Regions from separate parts of the Homo sapiens genome. Here region 2 is linked to region 1. A link is a loop called in an ENCODE intact Hi-C map of the cell type or tissue named here. Cell type or tissue: heart right ventricle. All regions are shown on one strand. Links, peaks and the distances in the headings refer to the core of each region. The heading gives the core; the rest is flanking DNA.

What was found. Hi-C counts contacts between places; a loop is a spot of excess contacts. Peaks named below come from ENCODE experiments on the same cell type or tissue, not always from the same donor. Only the 100,000 strongest peaks of a DNase experiment are listed, where the experiment ranks them.
Region 2: a loop joins it to region 1, with 2.1 times the contacts of the local background. A loop is called at or near these places in 15 of 110 quality-filtered maps.

The regions. Positions count from the first base shown.
Region 1 is chr5:54,841,225-54,849,195 of GRCh38, reverse strand. It overlaps the pseudogene CSPG4BP. Among named protein-coding and RNA genes, the nearest start is that of LINC02998, 100 kb to the right of the region's middle. In heart right ventricle, for the core only: a CTCF peak has its summit at 3,870 (motif pointing right); no DNase peak of the experiment used is centred there; H3K4me3 peaks cover 642 bases; H3K27ac peaks cover 550 bases.
Region 2 is chr5:54,739,323-54,747,293 of GRCh38, reverse strand. LINC02998 (long intergenic non-protein coding RNA 2998) reads left to right here and starts at 3,036. Exons shown (of 3, transcript NR_104658.1): 1 at 3,036-3,435. RefSeq lists a cis regulatory region at 2,737-2,747 and an enhancer at 2,670-2,814. In heart right ventricle, for the core only: a CTCF peak has its summit at 4,484; a DNase peak (open chromatin) is centred at 2,652; H3K27ac peaks cover 1,774 bases.

The DNA.
Region 1 (7,971 bases), core at 1,249-6,248:
GTGTCCAGCATAAATCACATTATTTATACAAGCAATTTAGACACAGCAAGCCTCCCTTATAATTTAGGGGAAGTTTTATATTAGCATGGGAAACTGTTTAATAGCCGAGTTCCCAGATACCAGTGCAGTGCCAACCTTCTGAGCAGGGCTTTCTCAGGACAGGCAACCTTCAGCCTGTGAGGTGAACTCTTTTCTGAGTAAAGGTGGGAAGCTGGGGGAGGGTGATTAGACTGGGAAGTGAGGAGCCATAGGCATGTTAGAGGGAAGAGCACTCGAGGCAGAAGAATGATTAAGGGCAAAGACAGTGAGTCTGGAGCGTGTTTGACGACATGGAAAGCTCATGTGACTGGAGCAGATGGAGGGAGGAGGAGAGTGAATAGATATCTCTCCATGGTGAGAGTTGATTTCTGGGCATAAGGACCCCCCAGCGCCAGACAGTTTTGTTCCACAGGCCTTTCAGAGATAATGACAGGGAAGCAGGCCAGCACTTATTGACCCCCTGCTAAGACTCAGGCTCAGTTCTAAAAGTATCACATAAATGATTAAATGATTTCTCGTTTAATTCTCTCAATGACTCTTGAAATAAAATGAAGACTGCAACAGACTTGGGGCACAGAAAGGTTAAGTTACTTGACCAAAGTCATATGGTTAGAAGAGCGGGCGGGTCTTGTGGCCAGGATGTCTTTGCCCAGAGCCCCCACTTGCAACCTGTGGCGTGGGCTGTGAAATTAATTGAGTCAGAACCAATTTTTTAAAAAATTAAATAGAATGGGTAGTATCAGAATGTGTTGTGTATAATGAGGGTAAATATTGTTTTTTGTGAAAATTTTGCTTCATATATATAGAGTTTTAAACACACACACATAAGAATATATATATGCATACTAGGTTGCTTTGAAAAATGTATTCTTTAGTTTTGGTATTAATGAAAAAACATTGTAAGCTACTGACCTAGCAAAGCTAGATTCTTTTGTAGATATGAATCACACATTTTTTCATCACTCCACCTGTTTCTGGGATAATCTGGGATAATAATGTTTATGGGATTGAGTCAAGTCCCAGAAGTTCATCTACTAGAACTTCTATCCACCAGGACACTAGAAACTGGTACTATAGAGTAGTGCTAGAGTTGACACAGCCTATAACAAGCCCCAAGTCCCGCTTTATCAGGATACATTACCACACGTAAGAGGGCTCTGTGTTCTAGGTGGGGAGTCAGGTTTGTTGCCCTCAGCTTTGAAGTCTCCTTGTGACTCCTCAAGGTCCCAGCCCTGCCTGCTGGTTAACCCTGACTGCCCTTGACCCTGCGCCTCTGCCTTGTTCGTTTCAGCAGGAAAGGAGGTTGGGATGGAAGTACCAGCCACACTGTCTGCAAACCTGACTGATCCACTTTATATACTGCTGTTGTGGCCCAAAGTTATGAAGGAAGAAAAATAACACATTATGAAATTTTAAATATTCCAAGAAAAAGGGATGTAGATTAGGGTGTATAATCACAGTGTTGCTTTCCTTGTGTCTACAGTATAATGTGAATGAAATTGCTGTCAGGATTTTAGAATGATGAAGTCTTGTGCACTGAAATTTTATGATTTAATCACAATGGCTATTAACAATGTCAACATAATTTAGACTTGATGAAAAAGAGCCAAGAGGCATCCAGGAATTGGCCTTGCTGATTTTGATAGCCTGTGTAGGCAATTTATGACATTTAAGACATCCTTTTATTATTATTATTATTATTATTATTATTATACTTTAAGTTTTAGGGTACATGTGCACAATGTGCAGGTTAGTTACATATGTATACATGTGCCATGCTGGTGCGCTGCACCCACTAACTCGTCATCTAGCATTAGGTATATCTCCCAATGCTATCCCTCCCCCCTACCCCCACTCCACAACAGTCCCCAGAGTGTGATGTTCCCCTTCCTTTGTCCATGTGTTCTCACTGTTCAATTCCCACCTATGAGTGAGAATATGCGGTGTTTGGTTTTTTGTTCTTGCGATAGTTTACTGAGAATGATGATTTCCAATTTCATCCATGTCCCTACAAAGGACATGAACTCATCATTTTTTATGGCTGCATGGTATCCCATGGTGTATATGTGCCACATTTTCTTAATCCAGTCTATCATTGTTGGACATTTGGGTTGGTTCCAAGTCTTTGCTATTGTGAATAGTGCCGCAATAAACATACGTGCGCATGTGTCTTTATAGCAGCAAGATTTATAGTCCTTTGGATATATACCCAGTAATGGGATGGCTGGGTCAAATGGTATTTCTAGTTCTAGATCCTTGAGGAATGCTCACCATCACTGGCCATCAGAGAAATGCAAATCAAAACCACAATGAGATACCATCTCACACCAGTTAGAATGGCGATCATTAAAAAGTCAGGAAACAACAGGTGCTGGAGAGGATGTGGAGAAATAGGAACACTTTTACACTGTTGGTGGGACTGTAAACTAGTTCAACCATTGTGGAAGTCAGTGTGGCGATTCCTTAAAACATCCTTTTAATATCTGCCCCTCATTTTTTATTGGAGTGTGGTATCTCTTTTATCCACTAGAATGTGTAATAACAATGGCAAATGAGCATAGAAACTTTCTGGAAAGACTGTGTGTATTGATCAATTGCAGAGTGTTCTCATAAATTGATAACCTTTAACATTATTAAATAATTTTCACACATCAGGTGTGTTTACTTTTTTGTGAAAGCTAATAGATATAGCATATGCATTTTATCAACATAGTAGAGCCACGAGAATGCAGTTTTCAATAACATAGTTTCTCCAAAGCTATGGTTACCAGTTACTTCTTTCCAGGCAAAGTTTTAAACTTAGGAGATTATTTCAGATGATGATGTTTCTTATTTCTATATTTCAGAGCATATCAAACAGTAATAATAACAACCATTTACATGGTCCATTACATGGTCCTAATGATAGTTATTACTTACATAGTACTTACAGTGCCTGGCATTGTTCTATGCGCTTTACATTTACCCAGTGAATCTTCAACAACTCTCTGGGATATGATTTTTATTTTAAAGATGAGAAATCTGCAATGCAGAGAGGCTTTGACACTTCTCCAAGGTCCAAAGCAGAAGGGCTGCTGGTGGACAGCAAGTGGCAGAGCTAGAATGCGAGTTTGAGTTTGGCACCACAGTGTTCTCTCACTTCTTCCTTCATAGTTAGCGAAGAAGCTCAAGGACCTGGTGAAGCAGATAAAGAGAGTATTGCTCTTATTCCAATTTTAAGAAGGTGGAATTAAAGATCAAGAGGTTAAGCGATTTGCCCAAAATAACAAAGTTAGTGGCAGAGTCTGGGGCAAAGGCAGTTATGCAAATGCAAATGTGATAAAGTCTTCAGATTCAGTGCTGTTTCTGACTTTTCAAACAGCATGTTCTCAAGACATTCGGATTATCCTGCATGATGACTCACTCTCCCTACTTGTCATCTGGGCCTGGAGGAGGTGGCAAGAAAGTCTGTCTGCAGCCTAAGTGGGAGAAGAAGGTGGGAGCGTGGGGGATAGAGTTGCTGATAACATCTCAGACTCTGGAGGGAGTTCATAGCCAGCAATCAGAATGTTAACCTCTGTGTCCCACCATTTAAAACACACTTCTTTCTCCTGACAAATTAAAACATTTCCTTAAGCCACAGTTCTTTCAGCTGATCTCCAAGGTCATTCAATGGTACAAGAGATCATTTGTGTCCCAACAAACTGGAATTGGGAATTGGAGTTAGGCCATCTTGGGTGAATCCTTTGCATTTTACTTTGAAATATATTCTACTGAGTATTTTTGTATTCAAATATGATCAGTGAATTTTGTGCATATCTGATAAAACATATTTTTGTCCACAAGGGGGCTTCATTTTCCTATTTTTCAAGTTCCTCTTTCAGTAATACTATACATTTTGTTTTGTTGTTTTTATACTGAAAATAGAACCATTTGCTTGCTTTTGAGAAATACTTGTCATCACTAAAAGGAGCTTTGAGAGCTGGTCACAGTAGAAGAATTAAGGCAGCAAAGTTTGAAATGCCAATTGAAGCTCTCGGGGGACCAACAGTGGGAGAGTGAATTCATGAGCATTTCACATCCCTCGTATGAAACGCAACAAAGGTCTAGGCTTTGTTGTTTTTGTTTGTTTGTTTGTTTGTTTGTTTTTGAGACGAAGTCTTGCTCTGTCACCCAGGCTGAAGTGCAGTGGCACGATCTCGGCTCACTGCAACCTCTGCCTCCAAAGGTCTGGGCTTTTAAATATTAAGTTTACAACTAGGATTAAATGGGATCACAATTAGGTTTCTAAATACCACTAAACTCTTCTTAAAGCTAAAGGTCAATTTAAAAATTATTATTCCAGGTTTGTGTTATTTTCTGATATTTATGCTTTGAACTATTCTTTTTTGGGCTTTGGATCACTTTAAAATCTGAATTCAAATTGGGGGTCTTTGTTTTCCTTCTCCTCATCTGCCTGAAGTTTCCATTACCAAGCACTGGGCACTAAATCAGGCCTTACCTGAAGCAATGGGGTCGTTAATTGAACTAAATTTGGTTTGAGTGGAAATGAGACCTGAGGCTACTAGATCTTGTTTTGAGTGGCAGGTTTTCCATTTGTTTTGGAAGATGGTATATTTCAGAGGCGAGAGGGAGGGAAAGCAGTGTTCCATAGCAGAGTAGCTGCAGTGGAAAACATGCTTTGTCCAGCCTTGGTGTGTATGGCCTTGGAAAAAATGATTGTTTCTACAAGTCACGAGAAGAGAAATGGCAGCACATTTCCAAGTCAGCTGGAGCTCTAGAAGAAATGAGGATGAGATATGTGGATGGATTAAAAAATGTAAAAAGTGAAAAACCAGAATGAGTGGGCTTGGAATTTTGTTAAACAGTCCAACTTGCGCATTTTATTATAGCCTTTCTGTGGGTTTAAATGAAGGCCAAAACCTTATTATTTGAACGTTGTATTGATTCGCATTTCTGGTAGCTATTTAAAAGCTGATGTCCTTAGAGCTTAGTGCTGCAAAATCTTCAGTAGGCATATTCAAATGGCAAGATATAGGCATGTCCATCAACAACACAATTATTAAACAGATAAACTATTCACCCCAAGTTATGAAAGAATGCTGGAAGATTAAACAAAATCTGCAGTACATGTTATAGAATAGCCTCAATAATGGCAATAATCACACTCTAAGTGACTTTTTGGAAATACTAAAAAGTCACATCTGTCCTCAAAGCCAAATCTGATGAAGAAGATGGGTCATATAAAGCTAATATTTATTGAATGCTTACTATGTGCCTGATGAAACAGTTCTAAACACTTTTCATATATTAAGTCACTCAGTCTGTGCAACAGCTCTATCATTTCTAGTTTACTGATGAGGAAATTAAGGCAGAGAGAGGTTAAGAAATGTGCCCAAGGTTATATAGCTAGTAAGCAACAAAGCAGTGACCCAAACCCAGGTGGTTTAACTGGACAGAAACTAAATCAAGCATTCTTGAACAACCTGAAAATATTTAAAAGAATTTCAAGTAGTGCTATTGTTATTGGCACATGTTATTTTTCAACATAACTACTTTGAGGAGTTAAACATTGGTTTGGCAGTGTAAGTTCGTGTGTGTGTGCATGCGCATGTGTATATATGTGGAGTATGTGGGTATTTATTTATGTATAATTACTTTATGGTCTCATCTGTTAACTTTTAAGAAATTAAAGGATAATTCACAAAGTAGTTTTTTTTCCTGTGTTATCAGTAGTTGGTGTATTAGAAGGAAGCAGAATGGATTATCTTCCAGCCCCATTATGCCTGACATGAAAACATAGGAATCTTATATACTTTCTGAGTTTCCTGTCTCAAGTTCTGTTTAGTTATTAGATGATGCCATCCATCATCTAATTGGAGTAAGTTATTTCACAAACTGCTCTTTCTACTGAGGGAAATGGTTCTCTTTAACTGGAGAGATCATCTATTAAGTCATTTAGGACTGAATTTTTAAACAAGTTATGAAAAAGCGTAGAAGATGATAAAGTTCTTATGCATGGGTATGTGCACATGGTGTTTCTGTGGGTAAGAAAAATACATATAAATACAAATACAGATATAAATGTGAAATTTGAGTTAGTGACAAAACTACTTGTCTTTAGTGTTAGTGAAGTATCCTGTGGCTGCATGATTAGAGAAACTCAAAACAGCCAAATTCCATCAAATGTGATTCAGTGTCCATATAAACATTTTAAACCCATGTTCAAAACTGAACTCCTGATCTTACTCCCCAAATCTACTCTACATTCAGCTTTCCTTATCTCAACTGATGGTAACCCTGTCCTCGTTTCTGAGGCCCAAACCATAGAGTCATTCTCACCGCCTTTCCTTCTTTCACACCTCGCCAAATTGAAATAGCCAGAAGCTCGGCTGGTTTTGTCTTCAACAGACACCCAGAATTTGGCCACTTCCCACCACCTCTGCAACTTCTGGGGCCACTCTCTTCTGTCATCCTTCTCTGGAATTATTGTAGTCACCTCCTAACTGGTCTCTCTGCCTCTACCTTGTACCTCCCAGAGTCTATTCCTGATACAGAAGCCAAAGGATTCTGTGAAAACATGAGTCTGACCAGGTCACTCCTCACCTAAAACTCTGCAATGATCCATCATTGCACTCAAGGAAGAACCAGAGTTTTTACAGTAGCGTTCAAGACCCCGAACAATATGACAACCTTCATTATGTTTCAACTCATCTCCTTTTACTCTTCATCTTGCTTATTCTGCTCCTTCCAACTGACCGATTTCCTAGTCTCCCAACAGATGAGGCCTGCCTTTGGGCTGTTTCCTCTGCCTGTATGGTCCTCCCCTAGATATTTACATATTCACTGGCTCCCTCTTCACCTCCTTCCAGTCTTTCCTCAAACTGAACCTCATACTTAACATTTGCTCACTCCTGAGGCCCCCCTTATCTTGCTTTATTTTTTCTTTTTTTTCATAGTGCTGTGACTTTTTTTTGACACATTGTTTAATTCATTTCTTTATTATGCCATTGTTTCTTCTCTGTGTCCCTTTGTCCCTTCCTGCTGGAATGGAGGCTCCTGAGAACAGGACTCTTTTTTTGGTTACGGATGTATAGCAAACACCCAGAACATTGTCTGGAAGATAGTAAATGCTCAATAAATGCTTGATGAATCGTTAAATTAAGATGTTTAGGCAATGTAAATAGATTTTAAATGTAATTGGAAAATAGGAACTAGTACTCAGATACAATTGTAGATGTGTGCTATCAGCACAGCAAACATTGCAAGGCCATAAGAACAAGATATTTGTGTTCTTGCAAGACAGGTAGGACAAATAGGATAGAAAAATATGCAGTGTGTGTGTGTTTTTTTTCCCTCAACCATTTAAAAGCTAGTGAAATAATTTGCGTCTTACAGCAATGAATGGAAATCCTTAAATCAATCCTATGAGATAGGTTCTGAATTATCTGAGACCCCATGTAGAGTATCCAGCATGTGCCATGCACACAAAAGGTGCTTAGTCATCATCAATTTTTGGTGTTTTTCTACATTATACAAATGTACATGCACTTCACATAATGAAATTGGATTAATTATGAATCCTATTTCTTTATTGAAACCTCATAAACCTCATAAATTAACTAAACACTACTTCAGGCTTTGTATTTCACCTGACATTTAATTATACATCTGTTTCAAATGAAGAAACTTCATGCTTTAAAAACTCTGGTGAATTGCTTTGGATTTTAAATCTTTGTCCAAGGAGACAGGACGTCATTGCTATCCAGTTTACTAATGTGATGTGATTGACATTGGTCCTCAAAAGATCTGTGATTCTCTTCTTTTTAAGGTGTTGATGAATTCTTTCACTGAGATGACCAGTGGTGACCTCTGTGCAGAAGATGGGGACTCCTCTCCACAGGACCTGGCCTACTGGGTCACTACACCCAGCAATGGGCATTTGGCTCTTAA
Region 2 (7,971 bases), core at 1,982-6,981, 100 kb after region 1:
GCATATGACGGTGTGTGTGCATGAGAAAGTGTGTGTGTGTATGCTTGTAAGAATATATGAGTTAGAGTGTGAATGTTCATGTGGGAGTGTGAGTGCATCAGAAAGTGTGTGTGTGTACATGGGAGAGACAAGGAGAAAGTTGAGAGTATGAATGTGTGTATATGTGAGTGTGCATGAGAAAGTGTGTGCGTGTGTGGGTGTAAGAGTATATGGGAGCGTAAATGTGCACGTGAGAGTGTGTGAGTGTTTGTGACTGTGTACGTGTGAATGATGAAGACAGTGTGAGACAGTGTGAGAATGAGTGTGTGTGTGAGTGTGCATGAGTGTGTATGAGAATGTGTGTGAGTGTAAGAATATACACGTGAAAGTGTGCATGTGAGAGTGTGAGTGTGCCTGCAAGGATGTGCGTGCGAGGGTGTAAGTGATAGAGAGACAGAGAGAGAGTGTGAGAGAGTTTGTGGGGAGGGTCCAGGTTGGAACGGGCAGGGGAGGAAAGCTGCACCTGAGCGCAGGCAATTCTGGGGGAAACAGAGATGGGAGAGTAGAGAGGGAAGCTGCTGAGGCGGAGGCAGTGTCCTGGCCAGGTACAGCTCTGCCCTTCAGCTTCCATGGCTCCACGTGGCACCTGCCCCACATCAGAACACCAGCCAGCCAGGCTTCGGTGGGGAGTAAGGTATTGAGTTTCTCAAAGTCATTCTTCTCGGTTAGAAAACAGAAGCAGTAAAGGCCAATGCCCTGTTGGGCGTTTATTCACTCAATGAATCATTGGCAGAGTAGCCGATGGCCTCCTTGGAACACACAATGGTAATAATACTGAAGATTCCTTGTGCCTGGCTCTCTTCCAAGCAGGTACACATACAACACCTTTAACCCTCACAGCCGGTGAGATGGAGATCATCATCTACCCTCCTGACAGTCGAGATGACTTAGGCAAAGAGGGGTGAAGCACCTTGCTCAAGGTCACACAGCGAGTAATTGGAAAAGCTGGGATTCAAACCCAGAGCCTGTGTTCCCAATCATTAAGAACAGGGTCCTGAGAGGAGGCATCAAAGGACAGGTACCACCCATCCACTCCTCAGCAAGCACTTAGTAAGCACCTGCTGATTGAATTGCACCTAGTCCCTGCTCTCCTATGGCTTACAGTTTAGTGGGGGAAACCAGTGCTTAACTATTCTCTGAAATACAGTGCAATAAATGCTCCAGGAGAGAAGAGCTTGGTGTTGTGGGAATGCCAAACCCAGGTACTGGAGCTCAGGGGAGGCTTTCACACGAAGAGATGAAGGAAAAACCGAATTCCAAAGGCGATGTGGAGCTGGCTTACAAGAGGGTGTGGAAGGAGGGGCAGATGGAGCAGTGTGTGCTGGGGCCAAGGGAGGGGAGGCAGGAAAGTCCAGAACTCCCAGGCTCTTCAAGGACATCAGTCGTTTGAAGTTCCAGCCCACCTGGCAGCTGGAGGCCACTGCAGCTGACAACGGGACTGGTAGGCGAGGTCAGGAAGCAGTAGCACCAAAGCAAGTGAGTGAAGTGCCAAAGACAGACCCTGGGCTGCCTCACAGTGACAAAGACTCTGACCTTGAGCAAACTCTAGTCAGGCTCTTCTGAGCCCTCTTCTCAGCCAGGCCTCAGCCTTGCTCTAAAACACTTGCACAATCGCTAATAAGGTTTCCAATACCTCAAGGCCACATCCCCAGGATGCTCCTACCCCCTTAAGGATGCCTGCCTGAGAAAACTCAAGGCTGCCCAGGGGGATTTACTGCTTGCTCTAGCCCACACCTGGAACTAGCCTGACCACTCTTTCGTAGAGCACTTACTAAGAAGGGCAATTTTGAGTTCTCTGTAACCTTTGAGATGTATATGTATCTCCTACAACCCAGGAGTGTGTTTCTCAAGGCCCTGAAAGCTATTCCTTTGAATGTAATCATCAGGAAGGGTAAGGACCTCTGTCTCCCAGTCTCAGAGAGGATAGAATCCTAACTTTCCTAACTGCCAGCTAGCAGGCACAGCTGGTCTGATTGCATTTATACTGAACAGCCCTTCGTAATTTTTCACTTCCCTGACCCTACTGGTTCTGTTTGCCCTCCTTCCTATTCCCTCATTCTTCCCTAAAAATGCCTAGTCTGGCCAGGCATGGTGGCTCACACCTGTAATCTCAGCACTTTGGGAGGCCCAGGCGGATGGATCACCTGAAGTCAGGAGTTCGAGACCAGCCTGGCCAACATGGCAAAACCCATCTCTACTAAAAATACAAAAAATTAGCCGGGTGTGATGGCAGGTACCTGTAATCCCAGCTACTCAGGAGGCTGAGGCAGGAGAATCACTTGAGCCTGGGAGGTGGAGGTTGCAGTTAGCCGAGATTGTGCCATTGCACTCCAGCCTGGGTGACAAGAGCAAAACTCCGTCTCCAAAAAAAAAAAAAAAAAAAAAGTCCAGTCACCTCTGCACAAATTGAAGCTGAGTTCAGTTTACATTGGACTCTTCCCTATTGCAATAGTTATTACTGGTTAATGTCTGTCCTTACCACTTTAGTGTCTGGCTTTGTTTCGCTTGGACAGAATCAGATGAGAAACCACCAAACTCACTGGGCTGAATTATTTCAGCTTATGGACAGCCACAGACAGTGTGAGTACCTGTTCACACAAATCCTGAGGCCCAGCACACACTGGGCCATTCACAAAGCTCATTCAACCCCCCACGGCCCTGACACCACCAGTTTTACCTCTCTGTAGAACAAGAAACTGCTGACTCACTGAAAACAGAGCGCATTTATAAACAGGAAGCTGAGTATGTGACCACAGACATTCAGCATCTGATAGCAATTGCTGAATGTGGCAAAAAAAGAAAAAAGTTTGAACAAAAAAAAAATCTGTGTCACTAAATAAGAACTCTCTAGCTCATGGAAATACAATCCTGCTATTTGATCATTTCATAAATACTTAAATAAGGGGAGTTCTCATTTGGCCAAACCTAGGCACGCTTCAAATATTTACTGAGGCCTTCGAAGGGTGTGGTTTTCCCTTTTTTTCTTTCCATTCCCTCCCAAGCAGAGCAAAAAGGCTCCTTGGTGAGGCCTTCCTGGCCTATACAGAAGAGATTTGTTTTCTCTTTGAGCTCTGATAGCCTGACCGTCCCACATCAGACCTCTGTGCTGGTGCAGAGGAGGGCTCTGCCAGGAGGGCTCCCAGAGAGATGCACAAACACTGGCGGGTTAACACTCCGACATGCAGCTCTTCCTACAAAGCATTGACTGGATGGTACTGAAGCTAAAAAATGGAGACTCACTTGTATCAACCATAGTAAAGAGCCTGTAAGAGGACGCAGTTCCCCCTGCTTTCAGCAGCAATGAAGAGGCTCATTTTCCTTGGAGTTTCTTTGTTGTTGGGGGGTTGGTTTCTAGCAAACTGACCCAAGAAGGCTAATGGCCGAGGAAAAAACCAGGTGATTATTTTCTAAAAGATTATCTTCTGGGAGTCGGTGCCATTGCTGCCTTTGTCATCAGGGTAAAGGTATCCCAGTGATGTATGGAATCTTTCCACTTCTCTTCCGGGGAATTGGGCATGGATAACAATAGCACAGTGCCGGGAACATAGTAAATTCCTAATAAAGAGTAGCTAAGTGTTTTTTATGCAGAGTTTTGTCTAATCTTCACAATAACCTTAGGAGGTAAGTATTGGCAATCTGATTGGGTAAATCAATACTGAAGTCTCTACAGGAGCAGCATATTTGGGAGTATGGTCCAGGTATGCCTGGTTTCAGAATGCAGCCATTTGCCTAACTTATTGCTGACATTTTCAAGCAGGATGTGTCCTTTATATTTATACTGAATTAATTGGACATACTGATATTCAAATATACCTACAAAGTAGAAAATCTTATTTGGTAATTCATCATCAGCTTCTCACAGAGCAGCAGATAGCACTTGTTTTTCTATTATGTACCAAGAAAATTCTGTGTTGGAATTTACAAGTAGCAGTGGTTGTGTCAAAATGCCTCAGACAACATATTAATGATGCTCATAGTAACTAACTTTTATGGAGTGTTTCTTGTGTGCTGGATGGGATGTGTAAGTGCCATGATATTCAACATAGCCTCAACACAACCCCTGTGCTGTCATTGTCATTAGCTCCAATTTACAGATGAGGAATCTTGAGGCTCCAAAAGACTGTTTATAAGCAGGCTGACTCTGGAGCCCCTGCTCTTACCCATTATGCTGCTCTGTAAAAAGGGCTTTAGCTAGAACACTCCTTTTTATTTCTGTAAAGAGGAGACTGCTGTTTCTTCTGTTTTATTGGAGTCTGGAGAAAAATCTCCTTGAGCAAGGATGATTACTATGGCTTAGATTGAAGCTTCCAGAAGTAGACCTTGACAAGGGCTATGTGCACGTGAATTGTGAAGGAAGTGCTCCCATAGGAAGTCCAGGAAAGAGCAGGAAAAACAGGACAGGAGCCGGGAGCAAACCAAACAAAGGTGTGATGTCAGGCAAAGTCCTGAGGAGGGAGGCCTGTGCCTGATTCTACAGGGGAACTCCAGGGTAAAAATTCTGTCTGAGTTCGTCCAGATGCAAAAGTCAGCGAGGCTTTGAAGTTCTCTAGGGAAGGGCTGCCCAGAGGGCATGTAAATTCTCAGGCACTTCCAACTTTCCAGCCACAGGTGCCAGTGGACCTAAGGTTATCTTAAAAGAGAGTTGCAAGTTTGAGCCTTGGAAGCAAGCCACAGAAACCCGGAAGGGTGCACGGAGCTGGAAAAGAATTGATATGGGTTGCGTGTGGGTGGAGCACCCCCAGGGGCTGCTGCATCTAGTAATCATAAGTCAGGAATTCGTTTTGCTGAATCAGAGCAAACTCCATCTAGCAGAAGCAACACCAAAGTGTCTCTTTCCTGTAGGTAAAGCCTAAAGATCAACAATTTGGGGCTGTATGGTGATTTATTTCAGGGGTGGACAAAACATGCCCCATGCCAAATCTGGCCCCAGGGTCTTTGTATAGCTTTGGAGCTAGGAATTATTATTCCTTTTTTAAATGGCTGAAAATGATGAGAGATTCTACTGTTTCCTTGCATAGAATTTTAAAAAAAGAAAATTATAAGGGATTCAAATTTCAATGTCCATAAATAAAGTTTTATCGAAAAACAAATTGGAACATTAGAAACTCATTTATTCTATATTTTCCATGGATATTTTCACTCTCAAATGGCAGAATTGACTAGTGGTGACAGAGACCTGTAGGGTCTACGAAACTGAAGATTCGGCCCTTTAGAGAAAAAGTTTGCTGGCCCTTGTTCTGCAGGATCAGGAAGCGGGGCTTCTTTATTTTGCGGTGCCACATCCTCAACACGTGCTTTCAGCTCATGGCCCAATATAGTTACTGAAGCGCCAGCCACCATGTCTGCCTTCAAGCCAGTGCAAAACAGAACAAAGAATTCACTTCCTCCCTTTAGGAAAACTTCTAAGAATCACATTCCTCACTTCTGCTATATCAGGCCAGAACTTAGTCTCCTTATCATACCTGTAAAACCTTACTCCAAAAGCTATGAGGCCAGCAAAAATTTGGAATTCCTTTGTTCAGGAAAAGTATATAAGGAGACAATTTCTAGCTCTGCCTCACCTAGTTAAGAGTTTCAAAACAAGGAAGAATGGTATGTAATAATATAGGCAGGAATAAAAACTAAATTGTTCTAATGTCTCACATTTAAATTACAATGTAATTTATGACAAACAAATTACAATGTTTCTTTTCTCCATCAAATTTTCCATTTCTCTTAGTTTTTAAGGTAGCCTAGGAAATTAGTTAAGTACCCTATTTTCCTTGCTTGTATCCAGGTCTTTGTTCCTACCAAGAAGAAACAAATTACCAAATAAAAAGGTTAAAAAGTGTACTTCTCCGAGCATTACCACAAATACTAAGAGGGAGAAGGTGGCATAACTGCTGCCTCAGTTGAAGCTCTCACATTTTTCATTCACACCATTGTGACAGCCTATCTTGCAGCCCTCTAATGGAGAGTCCAGACTTCTTGTCTTAAACCTCCACCCTTTGCACATCTGCTCACATTGCTGCCTCCATCTGTCTACATTGCAAATATCACCATGTTGCTTCCTGTCTGCATCCAACATGTGAGGAGGAGAAAGCCCAACTCTCCTGCGTGGCCTCCACGACCTGCCTGATGCGTGGGCATCAGCTCCTGCTGGTTGCACCTTGCTCTTCATAGTCCACAGACCACACTCCAGGCAGACACCATTTGCAGAGCTGTTTCAGCCCCTAAGTCAAGATTCTGGGGAACACAGGAAGTCCACTTGCTGGAATCCCTAACGACATCAGCCCCTTGTTCTCACCAGTATCCCTGTGACAAACACCCCTGTTAGCCTAAACCAGTGGTTCTCAACCAAGAGCAATTTTGGCAACACTTTGGCAACACTTGGCAACATCTGGAGACTTTTTTTTGTCTTGACTGAGGGAGGGGAGAGTGTAACTGGCATCTGGTGGGTAGAGGCCAACAGTGCTGTGTGGCATCCTGTGCTGCACACGAGACAGCTCTCCCCCAAAAGAACGATTCCGCCCAAAATGTCAGTAGTACTGAGGTTGACACTGGCCTGTGCTAGCTCAAAGGTTCCTGTGATTTTTAACAAACACACCTTACCAAGCTCAGCTGTGTCCCACAGATGCTTCCAGCTTTTCAGCTCAGTGGGGGGCGTGGAAGAATAGATGGAAATGCCACACAGTGTGGGTGCATGATGTGGGAAACATTGGGTGCTGGGAGCCCCAAATCCAGAATAATAAACTCAGAATTGTGGTGGCGGCGGAGTATAGGTGAGCAGGAACACTTTCAAAAGGAAGTGGATGTACGCTATGATGTACTGGAGGAGTTGGAGTTAGCCAAGTGGAAAGGGAGGTGGCTTGTTCTAGGAAGATGAAAGGAGTCATACCCAGGGCCTGGAGGCCAGCACGCTGGAGGCCCCCAGGGATTTGAAGAAAGCTGGTGTGGTTGGCACCTAGAAAGTGACTGAGTGAGCAGAGAGATGAGGGTTGGGAGGAAAGCAGAGACCAGACTACAGACAGGTAACTGAGCTTGTACTTCCTTCGAGGGCAAGCTTAGGGAACCCAGGGGAAGTCCCTGGGTGTTTCTCCCCTGGAATCTGCTGAAAGATGGGGAGTAGGTGGCACGGGGGAGGGATGTGGAGAAAGTTGGGCTTTGTTCTCCAGTCTTCTGTCCCTCCTTTGTGAGGTGTGTAATTCTCGCTATTTACAGCAGTCAAGTAACCCTGATTCCACCCAAGAAACCCCCTTTCACGCATACTAGTTTGAGTGGGTTTCTTTTTCCATCAAACAAATGAGCTCTGATCACGAAGGAGCCTGAAATCCGGGAGAAAAATCTAAATGAGAGATTCTGATGACAGATGATGCTTAAAGCCAACAGGAATGGATAAGAATCCTCAAGAATAGGCTAACCTGTCAAGATAAGAGGACTTGAGCTAGAACCCCGAGGAACGTTTCCACTTAAGGAAGTGGCAATTGGAGGGAAATCCAAAGGGCACTAAGGCAAACCAAAGAAGCAGGAGAAAGATTCGGCAGTGCAGTGCCATGGAAGACAAGAGAAAGAAGGGACAGAGAAACAAGGTAAAATGTTGCAGAGGGGTTGGGAAAGAGCTGAAGAATGTTCCATCAGTATTAGCAACAAGGTCATTGGTGGCTTAGATGAGAAAATGACAGCAGAATGATGACCACAGAGGTCTGGTATCGATGAGTGGATGCATGCATGGGAGATGAGGCAGTGGAGAGAGATGGGTGGAGGACACCACTGAAATTTGGGAATGGAGATTCAGAGACAATATCAGTGTCCTGGGCTGCCAAAATGAAGTACCAAATACTGAATGGCTTATATAACAGAAACTTGCTGTCTCACAGTTTTGAGGCTAGAAGTGTGAGGTCAAGTCAGACTTGATCTCAGATTTTTGAGAGAGAAATTTGTTCTAAGCTTCCC